2 separate regions of the Homo sapiens genome follow, and region 1 is linked to region 2. Evidence: read pairs that join two places in POLR2A ChIA-PET (ENCODE). Cell type or tissue: CD4-positive, alpha-beta T cell. All regions are shown on one strand. Links, peaks and the distances in the headings refer to the core of each region. The heading gives the core; the rest is flanking DNA.

Region 1 (11,151 bases), core at 3,680-8,679, 240 kb before region 2:
GTTGCAGTGAGCCAAGATTGTGCCACCGCACTCCAGCCTGGGTGGCAGAGCAAGACTCCATCTCAAAAAAAAAAAAAAAAGAAAAAGAAAAAGAAAAAGGCCAGGCACAGTGGCTCAAGCCTGTAATCCCAGCACTTTGGGAGGCCGAGGTGGGGGGATCACGAGGTCAGGAGATTGAGACCATCCTGGCTAAAGTGGTGAAACCCCGTCTCTACTAAAAAAACAACAAAAAAATTAAAGCTGGGCACGGTGGCTCACGCCTGTAATCCCAGCACTTTGGGGGGCCAAGGCGGGCGGATCACAAAGTCAGGAGATCGAGACCATCCTGGTTAACACGGCGAAACCCCGTCTCTACTAAAAATACAAAAAATTAGCTGGGCATGGTGGTGGGTGCCTGTAGTCCCAGCTACTCGGGAGGCTGAGGCAGGAGAATGGCGTGAACCCGGAAGGTGGAGCTTGCAGTGAGCTGAGATCGCGCCACTGCACTCCAGCCTGGGCGACAGAGCACGACTCCGTCTCAAAAAAAAAAAAAAAAAAAGTATAAAAGTATAACTGTTATTGGGGAAATGACCTGAAATGTGACTTTTAAAAATTCCTAAAGGTCCAATAATAAGGTCTCAGTTGACCCTAGAGATTTCCAATGGCAGGCCTAACTTAGTCCTGCTGGTTCATTAATGTGGCAAGGAAGAGTTTCCAGTTTCTTATGTGTACTGGGATAGACAGGATCTTATGTTTTAAATCTTAACACAAATATATCAAAATTATTTGAAAAGAGTCATAGAAAAATGTTCTAGGTGGCAGTCTCTACAAAAATACTGTACTAAAGCAAACGTTGGGAACCTTTTACCAATCTGCTTTCATAACGCTTAGACCTCATTAAACACACTTTGAAACATTTAGAAGCTTCCAAGTTGAATAACCAACTTATGTGCAATCCACAACTTTCCCGAGTGGGAGTCAACAAATCAGACACAGACATCTTTCATCAAAGAAGCAGCTTTTACAGAAAAGCAGATAACATTAAACAGAACAGATAAGGACAAAATGTTTTCAAAAGCACAACTGAAACAAATAGTATTCCACTTGGAGTCTCATGAAAATCCTGTAAAATACTATTCAACACCAAATAAAAAGCAGCAGCTGTATAGAAATAAGGAGCAAGTGGCAAATACACACTAGACCAGTTTTTCTGAAACGTCAGAGCAGAAAAAGAGAAGCCATAAGCAAATGAATGGCAAACACGGACCCAATTCAGAGAAGATACAAAGAGGAACAGCGGCCACCTCCAGCCCACCCAGGTGCATGAAGAAAGCAGGTGGGGGGTGGAAAGATCAATGAAAGGTGGAGATACAGAGTCTGAAACCAAATGCCTGCAAGTTCGGCTTATCTTGGTTTTTTCACTCTCCAGCCAAGTCACTTGCAGAACTACTGATTGACTCAAAGTACAAATAACTCCAAAATGTCACACACGTCAGTTATAAGCTACTCATTTCCCTCAAGCAAATCCAAGAGTACACAAACTATTATTTGTATTTCTTCTGGAATTTGTACTCATTAAGGTATCAGTAGTAAAGGTAATCAGATAGTAATGAAGAAAAAAACAGCTTCGGGTTGTATATGCACACAGATTCTATACAACCTCAGTAACATTGAAAAACCACTTGGTAAATAAGGCCTGATTTGCAATTCTTGACCCTCTGAAGGGGAACTATGGTATAAAAAGGACAATCATTTTATCAGTATCATGGTCTTTAATTCCCACTCACCAAAGCAGTGTTTATACCAAAACCTGGACTCTGCAGAAAGAGCTCATTTAAACAGACCATAGAACATCGACACACCATCGATGGCACATGGTGGGCACTCCACACATGGTAAGCTCACAGGGGCCCGCCCAACCCAGAAGGTAGACTGAATACTCCATACCATGACCCATCTCTGTCTGGGCATAAGTGCCAATGATCTCCAAGTTCCAGGCGGGCATGAAGAAGCGCTCCTGCTGCTCCGCAGTTGCCTGGTGAAGCAAGGTGGGCAGGAACATGCCCAAGTGAAGATCCAGAGGCTCAGGCCGCCCTCGGTGCACAAAACTTCGAGGAAATATCAAGGATGGGCATTTGAGAGAAGAGTCATCAGGTGTGAGAGAATCAGCAATTTAAATAGAGCAAGGGAAGGAGACAAAAAAACCTTAAGTATGAATTAGTTGCGTGCACTTAATCATAGATGGGAGCACTGTCCCTTTCTGTATTACTTTATAGCTCTTGTTAATTTCCATTTTTCCTGAGTCGGCAAGGAGTACGAGGACAGGGATTGGTTACTGATTCCAAAGCCAATGCAGCACAAAACCACACGTGCAAGGCAGAGGATCCTCGCCCAGGAATTAAATCAAAGGAAATAAAGAAAATTTGAGAGGCCAGTGCAGTGGATCATGCCTACAATCTCAGCACTTTGGGAGGCCAAGGCGGTCAGATCACCTTAAGTCAGGAGTTCGAGACCAGCCTGGCCAACATGGCAAAGCCCTGACTCTACTAAAAATACAAAAATCAGCTGAACGTGGTGGCGCCAGCCAGTAGTCCCAGCTATTTGGGAGCCTGAGGCAGGAAAATCGCTTGAACCTAGGAGGCGGAGGTTGCAGTGAGCCGAGATCATGCCCACTGCATTCCAGCCTGGGTGACAGAGTGAGACTCTGTCTCAAAAAAAATAAATAAATAAATAAGAGAGAATTGGCCAGGTGCAGTGGCTCCCACCTATAATCTCAGCACTCTGAGAGGCCGAGGTGGGTGGATCACCTGAGGTCAGGAGTTCAAGACCAGCCTGGCCAACATGGCGAAACCCTGTCTCTACTAAAAATACAAAAATTAAGCAGGCATGGTGGTGCACACCTGTAATCCCAGCTACTCAGGAGGCTGAGGCAGGAGAATTGCTCCAACCCAGGAGGCAGAGGTTGCAGTGAGCTAAGATAACACCACTGCATTCTAGCCTGGGCGACACAGTGAGACTCCATCTCAAAAAAAAAAAAAAAAAGAGAGAGAGAATTTGAAAAGTTGTATAGGGCCAGGCATGGTGGCTCATGCCTGTAATCCTAGCACTTTGGGAGGCTGACGCAGGCGGATCACTTGAGGTCAGGAGTTTGAGACCAGCCTGGCCAACATAGTGAAATCCCGTTTCTACTAAAAATACAAAAAAAAAAAAAAAAAAAAAAGGCCGGGCACCGTGGCTCATGCCTGTAATCCCAGCACTTTGAGAGGCCAAGGTGGGCGGATCACCTGAGGTCAGGAGTTCAAGACCAGCCTGACCAACATGGTGAGACCCCATCTCTACTAAATATACAAAATCAGCCAGGTGTGGTGGCACATGCCTGTAATCCAAGCTACTTGGGAGACTGAGGCAGGAGAACCTGGGAGGCGGTGGTTGCAGTGAGCCGAGATCACACCACTGCACTCCAGCCTGGGCAACAGAGCGAGACTCTGTCTCAAAAAAAAAAAAAAAAAAAAAAAGTTGTATAGAATGGAGAATTTGCTGGGTGTGGTGGCATGTGCCTGTAATCCCAGCTACTTGGGATGCTGAGGCAGAATCGCTTGAAGCCAGGAGTCGGAGAACAGAGAATTTGAGTGGTACTGGTACAAGGATTTCCTCTGATGAGAAAGCGAGACAGAACATAGTAGTTCTCTCAGAGTGACAGTATGACCCCCAGATTATAGTTTTTCCTCGATGCAATTTCAATAATGCTTCTAGGCTGGGATTTTTTTTCTGTTTTGTCCACAAAACATCCAGCGTAGAACCATATTCCTCACATAGCTCTGATCATTTCATTCAGATTCATCATGTCAAATATTCGGCCACGCTCTACTGAAACACTTTAATACAAAAACTGACAGTGCTCTTCATCCCAATAATTTATTTCAGAAATTAAAAAAGACATGCAATTTCTAGTGAAGACCATAATAACGACAAGTTACAGATTCATGCATAAGCTCTCCGTGACAATTATACAGAAATTATCATTAATGATAATAAACAGCTTTATTAGTTTTAAATCAACTTTCTGGGGTCATTCTTTTCCACTTAAAACGTGCAGGGGACAGGATTCTGTGTGAATTTTTGCTAGGGATAGGAAGTCGTTCTATAGGCCTTTGCATTTTTCCACATTACTGGTATTCTGTGTAATTGCCAGCTCCAAATCCGTCAACTCCATATTGCTCTTATCATTCTATGTGTCTTTGAAATGAGCATAAATGACAGTTCAGTTTTTAAATTGCTGTTTGTTCCTTGCAAGGTAGGGAGGAAAAGAACCAGGGCACACTGCTCAGACAAGTGCTAATCAATGACTTCTTCCAATCTAGTGGCTAGGCTTTCAGCTAAGCAATCACACTTTAGAAAAAGAAAAATCAAAGTATGTGTGACTGAATCCCTCATTTTACAGAGGAGAAATTAAGGCTGAGATGAATTAAATGCCTTGCTCAGGGAAAAAAGAAAATGGCAAAACAAGGACAAGAATCTCGTCACCATGGGAGCTGAGCAAGGGGTAAAACATGGACATGCAGAATGGAGTAACAGACACAGGGGCCAGGCGCGGTGGCTCACGCCTGTAATCCCAGCACTTTGGGAGGCCGAGGCAGGGGGATCACCTGAGGTTGGAGTTCAAGACCAGCCTGGTCAACAGGGTGAAACCCCATCTCTACTAAAAATACAAAAACTAGCTGGGCGTGGTGGTGGGTACCTGTAATCCCAGCTACTTGGGAGGCTGAGGCAGGAGAATCACTTGAACCCAGGAGGCAAAGGTTGCAGTGAGCCACGATGGCACCACTGCACTCCAGCCTGGGCGACAGAGACTCTGTCTCGAAAAACAAAAAACAACAACGAACAAAACAGACACTGGAGGCTCCAGAATGTGGAAGGATGGGAGGGGTATGAGGCCTGAAAAGTTACCTACTGGGTACTATGTTCACTATTTGGGCAATGGGTACTGCAAAATCCCAGACTTCACCATTACATAATATATACATGTAAGGAAATGGCACTTGTACCCCCTAAACCTATTTTTTAAAAAAAGAACCACCTTGTCACCTCGTCCTGTCTCCTAGCTGGGGAAATTACTGCACAAGCATAGCATGGACTAAAGACTGTGACTGCAGGCCGGGCGCGGTGGCTCACACCTGTAATCCCAGCACTTTGGGAGGCCAAGGTGGGCGGATCATGAGATCAGGAGATCGAGACCATCCTGGCCAACAAGGTGAAACCCCTCTCTACTAAAAATACAAAAATTAGCCAGGTGTGGCAGCGCCAGCCTCTAATCCCAGCTACTCGGGAGGCTGGGGTAGAAGAATCCTTGAACCCGGGAGGCGGAGGCTGCAGTGAACGGAGATCGTGCCACTGAACTCCAGCCTGGCAACAGAGCAAGACTCTATCTAAAAAAAAAAAAAGACTGTGACTGTAATGAAGATGCTAAAAAGACATGCTGAAAAAGCCAGGGCTGTCCTTAGAAGCCTCAAAAATGGAAATCCCACAAGGTGTCACCACTGGTAGAGACTCCGTGACGGGTTCACAGGGTTTCCTGGTACTATTTTTGTAACTTCCTATGACTCTACAATCATTTCAAAATTAAAAAAAAAAAAAGGCCAGGCACGGTGGCTCATGCCTATAATCCCAGTACTTTGGGGGGCCAAGGTGGGCGGATCACTTGAGGTCAGGAGTTCGAGACCAGCCTGGGCAACATGGTGAAACCCCATCTCTACTAAAAATACAAAAATTAGCTGGGCATGGTGGCAGGCGCTGGTTATCCCAGCTACTCAGGAGGGTGAGGCACGAGAATTGCTTGAACCTGGGAGGCAGAGGTTGCAGTGAGCCAAGATCGCACCACTGCATTCTAGCCTGGGGGACAAGACTCCATCTCAAAAAAAAAAAAAAAAAAAAATTAATAGCGGAAATCCCAAGAAAAACACATTCATGGGATGAGAGTGCCTTTCACTCAAACAGAAATGTCAACTGTCCCCAGCCTTTTGAGTACTGTCTAGGAAGAAAATTCAATGTGCACTTAGAACCTGGAAGGTGAAAACTGAGTTAGGACTGAAACCTGGGACCAGACACTTTTCATGCTTTTATGGAAGGTTATTTTACTTCACTAGAAATCAGAGCAATTCCTGGTGAAGGAAAGGCCACTATCAAGCACCCATCAGCCTCTGGAAGATTTACATCTGAGTGTACCACAGAGTGAAGATGCACGCTAAGGGTTACAACAAATGCGCTCAGTAGGGCAGGGGTAAAACCACTATAATCACAAATGGTTCTGACACTAAAGAATGTTTTCAGGAAAAAAATATTTCTTCCAAATAAGACAAGGATTATTCAGATGTGGATGAAATTTAGAAATGTTACAAGGAGAAAGTGAACTGCATAGTTTTTTGACTTAAGCCAAGTATTTGTTTTAAAAGCTGCTTATGCATGATAAAGATATTATTTTTAAATAATTTATCGTAAAATTACGAAGCACCAACATTATACTTAGTGAAGGGCTAGAGTCAGCTCTTTTAAAACCAAAACATCAAAAGGCATCCCCAGCCTCTCTTTCCACATGATACAAGGCTGGAAAGGCTGACAATCAATACTGAGGAAAAACCAATTAGACTAATCATATATGAGAAAGGAAGAAATAAAAAGCAGCTCTGTAGAAAGCATGAGTATCATCCTAGGAAATCAATAATGTCAACAAAATACCACAATAAGTGAATTGAGAAAAGCTGCAGGCTATAAGGGAAAAAAAATTAACAGCACTCAGGCGTGGTGGCTCACACCTGTTAATACCAGCACTTTGAGAGGCCGAGGAGGGCGCATCACGAGGTCAGGAGATTGAGACCATCCTGGCTAACACGGCGAAACCCCATCTCTACTAAAAATACAAGAAAATTAGCCGGGTGTGGTGGCGGGCGCCTGTAGTCCCAGCTACTCGGGAGGCTGAGGCAGGAGAATGGCGTGAACCCAGGAGGCGGAGCTGGCAGTGAGCCGAGATCGCCCCACTGCACTCCAGCCTGGGCGACAGAGCGAGACTCTGTCTCAAAAAAAAAAAAAAAAAACCCAGAAAAAAGATAAATACCTAATAGGGTGGGAAAAAAAGATAAAAATAACAGGAAAGAAATAGCTTCCCAAGAAAAGACAAGGCTTCAATATAAAACTAACTTAAAATTCCAGATAGAGAAGGAGAAAAACACATTTAATTCCTGTAGAATTTTTTTTTAGAACCTGACAGATTCAGATCAGAATTCATCTAGAATAAGCAAGCTTAAATACCAAATACACGTATCTTGAAATGTAACAACAGTAGGCTTATCCTATCAGATTTTTAAATACCTTACAAGCCTGGGCAACACAGCAAGATCCTATCTCTACTAAAAATTTAAAAAATCAACTGGGCGCGGTGTCACGAGCCCATACTCTCAACTACTCGGGAGACTGAGGCAGGAGGATCCCTTCAGTCTAGGAGATCAAGGCTGCAGTGAGCTATGATCAAACCTCTGCACTCCAGCCTGGGCAGCAGAGCAAGAACCCGTCTTTCAAAAATAAAAATATGCCAGGCCCAGTGGCTCACTCCTGTAATCCCAGCACTTCGGGAGGCTGAGGCAGGCAGATCACCTGAGGTCAAGAGTTCGAGACCAGCCTGGCCAACATGGTGAAACCCCATCTCTACTAAAAATACAAAAATTAGATGGGCATGGTAGCACATGCCTGTAATCCCAGCTACTCGGGAGGCTAAGGCAGAAGAATTGCTTGAACCTGGGAGGCAGAGGTTGCAGGGAGCTGAGATCATGCCACTGCACTCCAGGCTGGGTGACAGAGCAAGACTCCATCTCGAAAAAGAAAAAAAATAATAAATAAAAATAATAAAATAAAAAATAAAGGCCAGGTGCGGTGGCTCGTGCCTGTAATCCCAGCACTTTGGGAGGCTGAGGTGGGTGGATCACGGGGTCAGGAGTTTGAGACCAGCCTGACCAACATGGTGAAACTCCGTTTCTACTAAAAATATAAACATTAGCTGAGCATGGTGGTGCACGCCTGTAATCCCAGCTACTCAGGGGGCTGAGGCAGGAGAATCGCTTGAACCCGGGAGGCGGAGGTTGCAGGCAGCTGAAATCACACCATTGCACTCCAGCCTGGGCAACAGAGCAAGACTCCGTCTTAAAAATAAATAAAAAATTAAAATAAAAAAATAAAAAATAAAAATAAAAATAGAGTAAAAAGTCTTGGCTGGGCACGGTGGCTCACGCCTGTAATCCCAGCATTCTGGGAGGCCGAGGTGGGTGAATCACGAGGTCAGGAGTTTGAGACCAGCCTGGCCAACATGGTGAAACCTCGTCTCTACTAAAAATACAAAAAATTAGCTGGGCGTGGTGGCAGGCACCTGTAATTCCAGCTACTGGGGAGGCTGAGGTAGAATCGCTTGAATCCAGGAGGCAGAGGTTGCAGTGAGCCATGACTGCGCCACTGCACTCCAGCCCAGGTGACAGTGCGAGATTCTGTCTCAAAAAAATTTTATAAAGCACCAGTGGTCAAAATTTATGTTAGAAGAAAAACAAAGAAAGAAATAAACCTATCAATGTAATATATTTAAGGTTCCAGAAATAAATTTAACCTATTATAAAACTCTAAGACAAACCAGAAAGGACATAATGGGAATAAGATAATAATGGGAAAAAGCCACTAGTTAACAATGAACATTAGAAATCTCGGAAGCTGCGCCACTGCACCCCAGCCTGGGTGACAGAGTGAGACTCTTGTCTCTCAAAAAAAAGAAAAAAGAAGTACAAAAAAAAAAAATCTAGAAAACCATGAGATTCATTCTCACTCTGTATCATATACAAGTCAAATCATTAAACAGAAACCAAACAAAAATATTAGAAGAAAACAGAAGAGGCCGGGCGTGGTGGCTCACGCCTGTAATCCTAGCACTTTGGGAGACCGAGGCGGGTGGATCACAAGGTCAGGAGATCGAGACCATCCTGACCAACATGGTGAAACCCCATCTCTACTAAAAATACAAAAATTAGCTGGGTGTGGTGGTGGGCACCTGTGATCCCAGCTACTCGGGAGGCTGAGCCAGGAGAATGGCTTTGAACCCAGGAGGCAGAGGTTACAGTGAGCCAAGATGATGCCACTGCACTCCAGCCTGGTGACAGAGGAAGACTATGTCTCAAAAAAAAAAACCCAGAAGAAAACTATCCAAGTTATGGAAAAGATAAAATTTATACCTATGCAGAGAAGGATGTGTTAAATATATAAAGCAAAAACGTTTAGCAAAGCAGAAAATAATTTAAAAAATCGAAATATATATATATATACATACATATATATATACATACATATATATACGTATATATATACATACATATATATACATATATATACGTATATATATACATACATATATATACATATATATATACACATATATATATATACACGTATATATATATATATTTTTTGAGACAGCATGTCACTCTGTCACCCAGGCTGGAGTGCAGTGGCACGATCTCGGCTCACTGCAACCTCCACCTCCCAGGTTCAAGCGATTCTCCTGCTTCAGCCTTCCGAGTAGCTAGAATTACAGGTGCCGCCACCACTCCCAGCTAATTTTTAGATTTTTAGTACAGACAGGTTTCACCATGTTGGCCAGACTGGTCTCAAACTCCTGATCTCAAGTGATCCACCCACTTCGGCCTCCCAAAGTGCTGGGATTACAGGCGAGAGCCATTGCACCCAGCCAAAAAACCGTATTTTATACATAGAAAACACAAACAGTAAATCAAAACACGTAATAACATCCAGGCTTACTAGTAATGGGAAATTAAAACATTAAGTGTTAGAAATATATTAAAGTAGGCCAAGTGCAGTGGCTCACGCCTGTAATCCCAGCACTTTGGGAGGCCGAGGCGGGCGGATCACGAGGTCAGGAGATCGAGACCATCCTGGCTAAAACGGTGAAACCCCGTCTCTACTAAAAATACAAAAAATTAGCCGGGCGTAGTGGCGGGCGCCTGTAGTCCCAGCTACTTGGGAGGCTGAGGCAGGAGAATGGCGTGAACCCGGGAGGTGGAGCTTGCAGTGAGCCGAGATCCCGCCACTGCACTCCAGCCTGGGCGACAGAGCGAGACTCCGTCTCAAAAAAAAAAAAAAAAAAAAGTTAGCCGGGCATGGTGGAGGGTGCCAGTAGTACCAGCTACTCAGGGGGCTGAGGCAGGAGAATAGCGTGAACCCAGGAGGCGGAGCTTGCAGCGAGCGGAGATCATGCCACTGCACTCCAGCCTGGGCGACAAAGCGAGACTCCGCCTGAAAAAAAAAAAAAAAAAAAGAAATATATTAAAGTAGGCCATGTGCAGTGGCTCATGCCTGTAATCCCAGCACTTTGGGAGGCTGAAGCGGGCGGATCACCTGAGGTCAGGAGTTCAAGACCAGCCTGACCAACATGGAGAAACCCCGTCTCTACTAAAAATACAAAAGTAGCCGGGCGTGGTGGCGCATGCCTGTAATCCCAGCTACTCAGGAGGCCGAGGGAGGAGAATCGCTTGAATGCGGGAGGCGGAAGTTGCGGTGAGCCGAGATCACGCCACTGCACTCCAGCCTGAGCAACAAGAGCAAAACTCCGTCTCAAAAAAAAAAAAAAAGAAATATGTTAAAGTAGCAAAATAAATTAAAGTGACCACGTTGATGGAGCTGTGGAAATACAGGTACAGAGCTTGCTCAATATATTGTCAACTGGTTCTGTGTTTCAGGAAAAGCCTCAAACTATGCAGCAAAAGCTCTAAAATGCTCATGTCCCTCAATATAGTAATTCATTTCTGAGAGGTATTCCAGAAGTATGACCCCAAAGAATACAGCGTCTTATTTATTTATTTATTTATTTATTTTTTGAGACGGAGTCTCACTGTTGTTACCCAGGCTAGAGCGCAATGGCGCAATCTCAGCTCACCACAACTTCCACCTCCCAGGTTCAAAAGCTTCTCCTGCCTCAGCCTCCCTAGTAGCTGGGATTACAGGCACGCACCATCACACCCAGGTAATTTTGTATTTTTAGTACGGACGGGGTTTCTCCATGTTGGTCAGGCTGGTCTCGAACTCCCGACCTCAGGTGATCCACCCACGCTGGCCTCCCAAAGTGCTGGGATT
Region 2 (11,151 bases), core at 3,492-8,491:
GTTCTGTGAATTTTGACAAACACACACAACAGTGTAACCACCATTACAAACAAAATAAAGAACATTTCCATTACCCCCACATTCCCTTGTGCCCTCTCTAGTCAACTCCTCCATGCACCCCAGTCCCTGGCAACCATTGATCTATTTCTTATCTCTATCGTTTTGCTCTTTCCAGAATGACACAACACTCTTTACAATGCTTAAGTAAAATAGCCAAAGGCCTCATTCAGTTCGCATAGAACACCACGCACTCAGCCACCATAGGAGACTTTCAAATACATCAGAAATAGTGAAGCCAGTCTGATGGTGGGAAGGGCGGTAAATTCACTAGAGCCTGAGATGACTCTGCAGGCTCTGCTGAAAGACCCCCGAAAGCAGGACGCTTCTTAGTGGGCTGTGAAGTGGATAGTTTAAACCCAAAGACAAATAACTCATTTAAAATAGTCTCTATAGAAATGGCCTATGTCCTCTTCCATGATTGTATAATATACAGTACCAGACACGATTAGGTTTCCTTCCAGTTTAGATAACTCTGCTTTCTTCTGAATTGCTACTAAAACAATAGTAAAGAGATTTAAAAAGAGAGAGAGAAAAATATAAAACCACAAGAGCAGGCCGGGCACGGTGGCTCACACCTGTAATCCCAGCACTTTGGGAGGCCAAGGTGGGCAGATCACGAGGTCAGGAGATCGAGACCATCCTGGCTAACATGGTGAAACCCCGTCTCTACTAAAAATACAAAAAATTAGCCAGGCGTGGTGGCGGGCGCCTGTAGTCCCAGCTACTCAGGAGGCTGAGGCAGCAGAATGGCGTGAACCCGGGAGGTGGAGTTTACAGTGAGCCGAGATAGCACCACTGCACTCCAGCCTGGGTGACAGAGCGAGACTCTGTCTCAAAAAAACAAAACAAAACACAAGAGCAGAGGGAATGGGAGAGGATATTATAATAAAAACTTGGAAGCTGAAACACACACTGACAAGTGGAAAGCGATTCAGGAGAACAGAAAGGGCCGAAATCCCAAATGGCAGAAACATATTCATGTCACAGAACTCCAGACAGGCTTAGGAAATGGAGGTGTAGGTCCTCCTACAAGCGGGGTAGAGCAAGGCTGGAAACAGGAGACTGGGGTTGGTGTGAAAAGCATTTAGACCCCTAGATCTTTTTCCAGACACCACGTAACCAGGAGATCACCTGTCTCTCCAACTTCATTGGTTATCGGGAAAATGAAAATAAATTCTACAAACCTACCACAATGGCTAAGATTAAAAAGATGGAAAATACTAGGTGCTGGACATTCTAAACACTGCTAGTGGGAAAAAAAAATTGGTAGAATCACTTTGAAAAGCGGTTAGCGGTATCTACTACAGCATATTCTATGACTCAGCAATTCTCCTAGCTATAGCCTTAACAGGTATGCATACATATACACAACAAAATACATGTAATAATAGAACGTTCATAGCAGCACTATGTGTAATAGCCAAAATGCCCCAAAAAAGCTCAATGCCTGCAAACAATAGAGTGGATAAATTATGGTGTATTCACACAATGAAATACTATGCAGCAATGGAAATGAACCGTACACAGCACAGGAATAGTTTGTTCCTTCTCGTTGCTGTACGCCATTGAGGTAGGATGTAGGACTTGACTCAAGAAGTGAGACTCAACTCCAGAGGTGGGGCTCGCACATCAGACTAAATTGAGCACAAGCTAAAACAGGGACTGGGCAGAAGCAGCTTTCCATAAGATAGCCCATACCTCCCATACCTGTCAGTGTGTGCCATGTCAGTTTACTATTGCCACGGCAACACCTGGAAGTTACCACCCTCTTTCATGGCAATGACCCAATGACCCGGAAGGTACTATCCTTCTTGAAATTTCTTTATAATTTGTCCCTTAATTTGCACATAATTAAAAGTGGGTATAAATATGATTACAAACCTGCTCTGAGCCGCTACTCTCAACACACTGCCTTTGGGTAGCCCTGCTCTGCAGGAGCAGTCACAGAGCTGTAACACTGCCGCCTCAATAAAGCTGTTTTCTTCCACCACTGGCTCTTAAATTCTTTCCTGAGCAAAGCCAAGGACCCTCCTGGGCTAAGCTACCATGAGATAAATAAATGTCACAAAGATGCTGAGTGAAAGGAGCCAGACATTAAAGAGCAAATTGAACACAGTTCCACTTATATAAAGTTCAAACCAGGACAGAAGTTAGGATTGCGGTTACCTTAGGCTAGAGGTAACAACAGGAAAGGAGCAGAAGGGGAGCTTCTGGGGGTGCTGGCCATGTGCTACTTCTTCATCTGAATGCTGGCCACAGCGGAGGGCTCACTTTGTGAAAATCAACTGTGCATGGATGACTTGTCATCTTTCTGTGTGTATGTTATACATCAATAAATATTTTTAAAGAGGACAAGTCAGCCCTAGGTAAATGGATCTAGAATGATCTCCAATATGATACACCATTAAATTAAAAAGCAAGGGCCGAAGTATGTACGGGAGTGTAGTCATGTGCTGGCGTCCCAACCTTCCCCAACTCCCTCCCCAGGTCTCTGTACCCCTGCTGTGGAGAGTTTTGGCTACAAACAGCCATAGCTACCCCTTCTCCAAGAACTGGGAACCAGAGCCACCTGATCCAAGAGTCTTCCTGATTCCCTATCTCACTCCAGGACAGCCACCAACAGCCAGTGACTGATTGACAGGGCTGTACAAAAAGCTGGCCCCTTTACCTTGAGATGAAGCAACTCTGTGGTACAAGCTGTACTCCAAAGCTTTCCCGTGGGACCAGGCCAAAATGGGTCTTGGCCAAGACCGCACTCATGTTTGGTTTTGCTCCACTGCCCCATCTGTCTTCCTCATCTCTAGAGAGCATTCCCTCAATAAACAGCTTTCACAAAGATCTCCATCTCAGGCTTTGCTCCCAGAGAACCCAACCTAAACCGGTTGATATCAGATGTTGTCTATGGATGGAATTTGGGGGTGGATCACCCACAGCCAGATGGCAATGAGGACCCATCACTGAGGTGGGTGGAAAGTGGATGGTCCCCAGCATGCTGCAGACATTCCCCTGTGGTGAAGGGGAATAGGAGACACGGGGCTGTATAATATCCAGGCGATTTTGATGTCTTGGTACAGGAGGTACAGGAGAAACAGTTACAGTAAGGACTGTGAAACTGGGTGACTGCTATTAAGAGGACTGTTTCATTGAAAAGAGAAAATGAGTTTCAGGTATAGCAATCAAAAATGTAAAGCCAACTATGAGCCTGGATGTGGTGGCTCATGCCTGTAATCCCAGAAATTTGGAAGGCTGAGGCGGGAAGATCACTTGAGGCCAGGTGTTTGAGACCACCCTGGGCAACACAGCAAGACCCCATCTTTATAAGAAAAACTAAAAATAAAGAAATAAAGCCAGCTATGATAGTCAGTAAGCTTCCTTTGGCAATTTTTACTTATTTATTAATTTATTTGAGATAGGGTCTCAATATGGTACCCAGGCTTGGAGTGCAGTGGTGTGAACATAGTTCACTGCAGCCTCAAACTTCTGTCTCAAGCCATCTTCCCACCTCAGCCTCCCGAGTGCTGGGATTACAGATGTGCCACCATGCCAGGCTGCTTTGGCAGCATTTAAAGACAATCATTTCCTGCAGGCACAAGACCTAATTTTAAGAGTGGCAGAATCAAAAAGGATGAACTCTCAGCCTATACTAGTCTACTGTGCCAGATTCAGGCCCTGGTAGGGAAGGAGTGAACTCTAAGACTTGAGATGGGAACGTCTGTGTATATTTATTTGAGGAACATGAACCCCAGATTCCCTAGGCTTGCAAATAGCCCTCTCCCTTGAAGATGGGAGGAACCTGCTCCTCCACCCTTCATGATTACACAGAGGTCTCAAATGAGGCGAGTAACTTAAAAGACAATGCTCACCCTACAGAGGACCTGCCCCCACCTTCCTTTCTGGCCACCCAACCATAATTAGGGCCATTATCTGAGTATTACTCAACCGGGGCCTGCTGGACCTGCAAAGAGAGGAGAGGGCTTATCATGCCAGAGGTGCTTGGGACCTGGCCAACAAAGGCACTAGCAGGACCTGGAGGATGTGTGGGAGGGGTTCCTGAGGGTGTTGGAATACAAAGTTGGATGAGGGAGAGCCTGTTGATACAGGGACATTCTCTTATGACACAGAATGAACACCTTGGCAAGAGCCTTGGATCTGATATGTGCTGGGGGAGGGGGGTTCTTGGGAGCTTGGAAAAATGATGGACCACAGTAATTGATTCCAAAACTGCCACAGAGATCTTTAGAGGAAAAGTTCAAAAGGCTTCGTGTCTACTCCACGAGAATAGGTCTGCACATAAAGTGGGAAAATCCACTAGCTGGCTGCGTCCTTTGGGGGGCCTGAACATACTCTAATTACCACACCCTAGATTCTGCCCCACACTGGTTACCAGCATAGGTTCTGCCGTATACGTCAGTGTCCTCTTCATTCCTTCTGCAGCCTGAGGTCAAACCTCCATCAAATCTCAGTTGGACAACTGGTTACCCTGTATCCGTTCTCATGACTCTCTAATCTACCTTCTACACTTCATCTGAGAGATCTTTTAAAATGTGTCTTCTGTGAGCCCCAGTTTAAAGCCCATTAGTGGTTCCCCACACCTACAGGACAAAAATTCGAAGCTCACAGGGAGGCATACCAGGCCCCTTGGTCCAGGCCTGGCATCTCAGTCTTATCTCTTGCAAAGTCTCCTCCCACCCTCTGGATGCCACACCTGCTTATGCTGAATCACCTGCAGTGCACACACCGTCTGTTGGTGAGATGTCTCTGTGCCTCTGCTCATGGGCCCTCCTCCGACGTGTTCATGTTTCCTAGCTGTACAACTCCTTCAGGCAGGGACTGCATTTCATCGGTATTTCTAGTGTCTAACATCAGCCTGGAGAACAATGGGTATTCCACAGAATGTAAATGATTGAGGGAATAATGAAGGAGTGAGCCAGTTAGTCAGTGATTTGTGTAACAGAGAGGGGAAAGAAGATCAAAGTTGGCAACATGTTATGATCATTTAAGAAAACTATCTTCTCAACTAGTACAGAGACCAGATTAAAACATGAACAAAGAAGAAACTATTCCTTCCTCTACTTTCTCTTCCTCCTTCTCCCAGTGTACTTATATTCCAAATTGGTTTTGGCTGGAGTGCAGTGGCTTGATCACAGCTCACTGTGGCCTCAACCTCACAGGCTCAAGTGATCCTTCCACCTCAGCCTCTTGAGTAGCTGGGACTATAGGCACGCTCCATCATACACAGCTAATTTCCTTTATTTTTTGTAGAGGGTCTCACTATGTTGCCCAGGCTGGTCTTGAACTCCTGGGCTCAAGTGATCCTCCCACTTTGGCCTCCCAAAGTGCTGGGTTTATAGATGTGAGCCACTGTGCCCTGCCAAAAGCAGCTGAAAGTTAAAAAAAAAAAAAAAAAAAAAAGAACAGCTGGCAGGAAGAGCCACATCAATACTAATAGGTATAAACACTGATTCAACTTCTCTGGGAGTGCCCCTTCTTATCACTGGTGATCTCAACGTGAAGTGTGACTGCACTTGGTGACGCAGCTCGCTGGTCTCCATCCTACTGCCACCTGCTCATGCTACTGGGACCCCGTCTCTCTGAAGATCCACCTACCATAGAAATCCAACTCCATAAAACAGAGGGATAATGTCCTCATCTTTATTAAGGATGAAAAGTAATATAAGTTGAATAAAGTGCTTTTTGTAAGAACATAAAAACAAGTTAAATTTCAAAACTGAACCTACAACAAGCCTACATAATTTCATAAAACTAGGCATTTCAGGTCGGGCGCGGTGGCTCACGCCTGTAATCCCAGCACTTTGGGAGGCCGAGGCGGGCGGATCACGAGGTCAGGAGATCGAGACCATCCTGGCTAACATAGTGAAACCCCGTCTCTATTAAAAATACAAAAAAAAAAATTAGCCGGGTGTGGTGGCGGGCGCCTGTAGTCCCAGCCACTCCGGAGGCTGAGGCAGGAGAATGCTGTGAACCTGGGAAGCGGAGCTTGCAGTGAGCCAAGATCGCGCCACTCCATGCCAGCCTGGGCGACAGAGCGGGACTCCGTCTTGTCAAAAAAAAAAACAAAAACAAAAACCAAAAAAAACCGAGGCATTTCTTCCCTAGCCCAATAGCCAAAAGGCAGGAGCAACCCAAGTGTCTGTCTATTGATGGATGAATGGATATACAGTGTATCGATATAATGGCATATTATTCAGCCTTAAAAAGGAAATTCTGACACATGCTACAACATGGATGAACCAAGCACATGCCAAGTGAAATAAGCCAGTCACAAAAGAACAAATATTCTATGATTCAACTCGTATGAGGTACCTAGAGTAGTCAAACTCATAGAGGCAGAAAACAGAATGGTGGAGGCCAGAGGCTGGTAGGAGAGGGAAATGGTGAGTCAGTGTCCAGTGGGGACAGAGTTTCAGTTTTGTGAGATGAAAGGAGTTCTGGAGACTGTACAACGATGTGTGATGAGCAGGGTGGTCACCCCTGGGGAAGGCGTGGAAGTAGGGAGACATGTATTATAAGAATGCCTTAAGTGAAACTCTTTAAAGCCCTAAACCATTTTAAAAGTATGAATATTCATCCTCTAGTTCTTTTACTGTCAGGTTGCTGAAAAGCAGGCCACTTCCATACTGAATCTCATACCATTTCGAATCAACTGTTTCTAAAGGTGAATTACTGCATGTTGGCACCAAGAGGACCGAGCTCCCTGACTCTCCTCCTCCCCATGCTTACTCTGGTTTTCTGTCTTTCTCCGCAAGCCCCCAGACACTTCCTGGCACACATCCCAACCCCAGCGAGCAGACCCTACCTTTCCTGTAGTTCACTAAAAAATTAAAACCATTATTTTGTGAACTCCCTTAATTTTCCTACTTCTAAATATTCTTCTAAACCTATTTCCTTCCTCTACTTAGAAGTATTTCCACCTCTATTTTTAAAGAAAATTAAAATACTTTTCATTTAAAAATGAAAACACGTTCACTGGAAAAAATTCAAACAACATAGAAGAATATGAAGAGCCGGGCACAGTGGCTCACACCTGTAATCCCAGCACTTTGGGAGGCTGAGGCAGGAGGATTGTTTGAGCCCAAGAGTTCAAGACCAGCCTTGGCAACATAGTGAGACCCTAGTCTCTACAAAAAAAAAAAAAAAAAGAGAAAAAGAAAAAATTTTAAATTAGCTGTGCATGGTGTCATGTATCTGTAGTCCCAGCTACCAGGAAGGCTGAGGCAGGAGGACTGCTTGAGCCCAGGAGTTCCAGGTTACAGTGAGCTATGATTGCACCACTGCACTCCAGCTTGGGTGACAGAACAAGCTTATTTCTAAAAAAAAAATAAAGAAAATTTTAGAAAATATGAATTAAGAAGTGAATACCCCCCTTCTTGATATATCCCAAGAGTTACCATTGTTAACAGTTCAAAATGCATTGTAATAGTATATTTGTGTAGCTATAAATATATGTACATAATGCACACACATACATATATTATTTTTATCCGAAATGAAATCAGACTCTACATTATACACTGCAACTTGCTTTATTCAGTAAGTCATGTGGTTGTGGACATATTGCCATCTCAGTGGACGCAGATCTATCTAATTTTTGCTGAATAACAGTTCATGGCATAGGCACATTATAATTTATTTAACCATTCCACTATAATGGCCATTAGATATTTTCTAATTTTGCACTACTACAAGTAATGCTACAATATACATTGTAAATAGGAATCATTTCACACTCTTCAAAATATTTCTGTAGGAGAGATTCGGAGAGGTGAAACAGTTGGGCCAAAGGGTACGCACAGCTCAAAATTTAATCAATATTTCCAGGCTAAAGGACAAAAAAAAATTGTAGTAAAATTATAAAGGAAGGAAGAAGGAAAGAAGATAGCATGCAAAAGGCAAATAACCCAATCTCAGTTTCTCTCTCTCTCTCTCTCACACACACACACACACACACACACACACACACACACACACACGTGCATGAGAAAGACACCCGTTCCCACCATGGGCTTTAGGCCTGTAGGGCAGTTAAGTGCCAGGTCCTTGTGATGTGACCTATTAGGCCAGTTACTCCAAGTCCAAGGCACAAATAAATCTCCAAACATAACACGTGCACAGCATCTGGGGTAAGTGGTGGCCTCTCACAGAGGCTGTTCCTTGGAGTGTCCTTTGCCTCAACTCACACTGCTGCAATTCTCTAATCTGCACTGCATTCATTTTATTTTCTGTTTTTTAGACACATTTTAGTCTGATCACACATGGTCCAAGAACACACAAGTCATAAATCAAATGTAATCAGATGTTAAAGATGGGTCTTCAAAGATTACAGCAATGATGCCACACTTGCCTGTGAGCTCTCTGACATAAAATCACGTCCACACCTCATGTGTGGACCACATCATTCAGCAAAGCTTCCTTAACTGTGAGCTATTAGAGCGCTACTATTTTTTTTTTCAGGCTCTGAATAGTTCTAGGGATCTCACCAGGGGTTGGAGGAAGCAGCTCAGCCTTGGCATAGTACCAAAAAGTGGCCAATCGAGGCTTCAAACAAGTCACAACAATGATCATCAGCCCTGGGGCCTTCTCTGCAAGGTTATAAATTGGTCCATGGTTCTAGGGTAGAAAGTCTGCACCATGTTTATTTGCAATGCTGTTAATCCTATTCAGTTATTTCATGTATTTTTTCTTAAAATAAATTACTTCCTAACTGGTCTTCTTATTTTCTGTCTCTCTGATTCATTACCTATACTGTGAATTAATTTATAGAATTAATTTTCTAAAATGCAAATTAGATTGTAATAGTTATCTTTTTTTTTGAGAGAGGGTCTCGTCCAGCCCAGGCTGGAGTGCAGTGGCATGATCTCCGCTCGCTGCAACCTCCGCCTTCTGGGTTCAAGCGATTCTTATGCCTCAGCCTCCCAAGCGGCTGGGATTACAGGCATGCACCACCATGCCTGGCTAATTTTTGTATTTTTAGTAGAGACAGGGTTTCGCCATGTTGGCCAGGCTGGTCTCAAACTCCTGGCCTCAAGCAATCCACCCACCTCAGTCTCCCAAAATGCTGCGACTACAGGCGTCAGCCATCAGGTCCCGCCATCATTTTTTGAGTCCTTAAAATATTCCTGCAAGGTAATTTTATAGATGGGGAAATTGAGACTCACTGATTGGCCATCGTCTTAACCAACATGACAAAGTCAGTCAGTGGCAAAGCCATTCATGACTATGACCTTTACTGCCATAGAAGGAAAAGTAAAAACTTTTTTTTTTTTTTTTTGAGATGGAGTCTTGCTCTTGTCACCCAGGCTGGAGTGCAATGGCGCAATCTCAGCTCGCTGCAACCTCTGCCTCCTGGGTTTAAGCAATTCTCCTGCCTCAGCTTCCTGAGTAGTTGGGATTACGGGAACCCGCCATCATGCCTGGCTAATTTTTGTATTTTTGTAGAGACGGGGTTTCACCACGCTGGCCAGGCTGGTCTTAAACTCCTGACCTAAGGTGACCTCCCCGCCTCAGCCTCCCAAAGTGCTGGGATTACAAGCATGACCCACCACGCCTGGCCTGTAAAAAGTTTTGTTGCTTTTTTTTTTTTTTTTGGGACGGAGTCTCGCTCTGTCGCCCAGGCTGGAGTGCAGTGGCACGATCTCGGCTCACTGCAAACTCCGCCACCCGGGTTCACGCCATTCTCCTGCCTCAGCCTCCTGAGTAGCTGGGACTACAGGCGCCCGCCACCATGCTCGGCTAATTTTTTGTATTTTTAGTAGAGACGGGGTTTCACTGTGTTAGCCAGGATGGTCTCGATCTCCTGACCTCGTGATCTGCCCTCCTCAGCCTCCCAAAGTGCTGGGATTACAGGCGTGAGCCACCGCGCCCAGCCCATAAAAACTTCTTAATACAATATTCATAGCTCTTCAGATATGAACCCAATTTGTCTTTCCAGCCTCAACTCCAACCAGCATCCCTCACAGTCCAATACTTATTGACTACTCACCACTCTGAGCGCCAAAAGCACACTTCTGCATCTTTATGCTTCCTTGTATTGCTTATTAATTAATTCTGCCTCAGATGCCTCTCCTCATCTCCCCTACCTAGGAAATCCTACTTATCCCTCCAGGTTAAAGGAGTCCCCTCCCAGAAGCCCCTTCCCTGGAGAGAGGGCATCCCCACTGGTCTGTGCTCCAGGGCACTCTGGTCCTCTCTCGTAGAACCTATCACAGTCCCTCGCAGTGGGGGCACATCAGCTGCCCCACTCTGCAGCAAGCATCTTCAGGTCAAGGGTCATGTCTTTTCATCTCTGCATTCCTAGTTCCCAGCACAGTATGTGACTCATAAATACTTGTTGAATGAATGAATAGCACCGGGACTAACAGAATCATGTTCTCTTTTTTTGCCACAAAGCTCTATAAGTGCAAAACTCTATGTTACAAATGGATATACTACCAAGTTCCTTTAAATAACTTGCTCTTCCTGACACATATGATAATAGGGTTCAATTTACAGAAACTGGATTTGAGTACAACTTTTGGTCTATCTGTACTAGAGAAAGAAGAAAAGTACACTGTATGCATCTTATTTCTTTTCTTTCTTTCTTTCTTTTTTTTTTTTTTGAGACTGAGTCTCACTCTCACTCTATCACCCAGGCTGGAGTACAGTGGTGCGATCTCGGCTCACTGAAACCTGTGCATCCTGGGTTCAAGCGATTCTCCTGCCTCAGCCTCCTGAGTAGCTGGGATTACAAGCACCTGCCACCACGCCCAGCTAATTTTTGTATTTTTAGTAGAGGCAGGGTTTCACCATGTTGGCCAGGCTGGTCTTGATCTCTCCCGACCTCAAGTGATCCACCTGCCTCGGTGTCCCAAAGTGCTGGGATTAGAGGCGTGAGCCACCATGCCCAGTCTCCTTCCTTCCTCCCTCCCTCGTTCCCTCCCTTCCTCTTTTCTTTTCTTTTTTTCTTTCTTTTTTTTTTTTTGACAGGGTCATGCTCTGTAGCCCAGGCTAGAGTGCAGTAGCATAATCATGGCTCACTGCAGCTTTGACCTCCTGGGCTCAAGTAATCCTCTAGCCTCAACCACCCAAGTAGCT

The links. Peaks named below come from ENCODE experiments on the same cell type or tissue, not always from the same donor. Only the 100,000 strongest peaks of a DNase experiment are listed, where the experiment ranks them.
Region 1: POLR2A ChIA-PET joins it to region 2 with 5 read pairs; 2 of 35 experiments call an interaction of 5 or more read pairs at or near these places.

What each region holds. Positions count from the first base shown.
Region 1 is chr17:75,958,289-75,969,439 of GRCh38, forward strand. It overlaps ACOX1 (acyl-CoA oxidase 1), which reads right to left. Exons shown (of 14, transcript NM_004035.7): 3 at 1,927-2,087. Among named protein-coding and RNA genes, the nearest start is that of ACOX1, 15 kb to the right of the region's middle. In CD4-positive, alpha-beta T cell, for the core only: no CTCF peak of the experiment used is centred there; no DNase peak of the experiment used is centred there.
Region 2 is chr17:76,194,121-76,205,271 of GRCh38, forward strand. The region is part of intron 2 of RNF157 (ring finger protein 157); the gene reads right to left. It also overlaps the pseudogene ATP5MGP6. Among named protein-coding and RNA genes, the nearest start is that of RNF157, 41 kb to the right of the region's middle. In CD4-positive, alpha-beta T cell, for the core only: no CTCF peak of the experiment used is centred there; a DNase peak (open chromatin) is centred at 5,571; H3K27ac peaks cover 953 bases.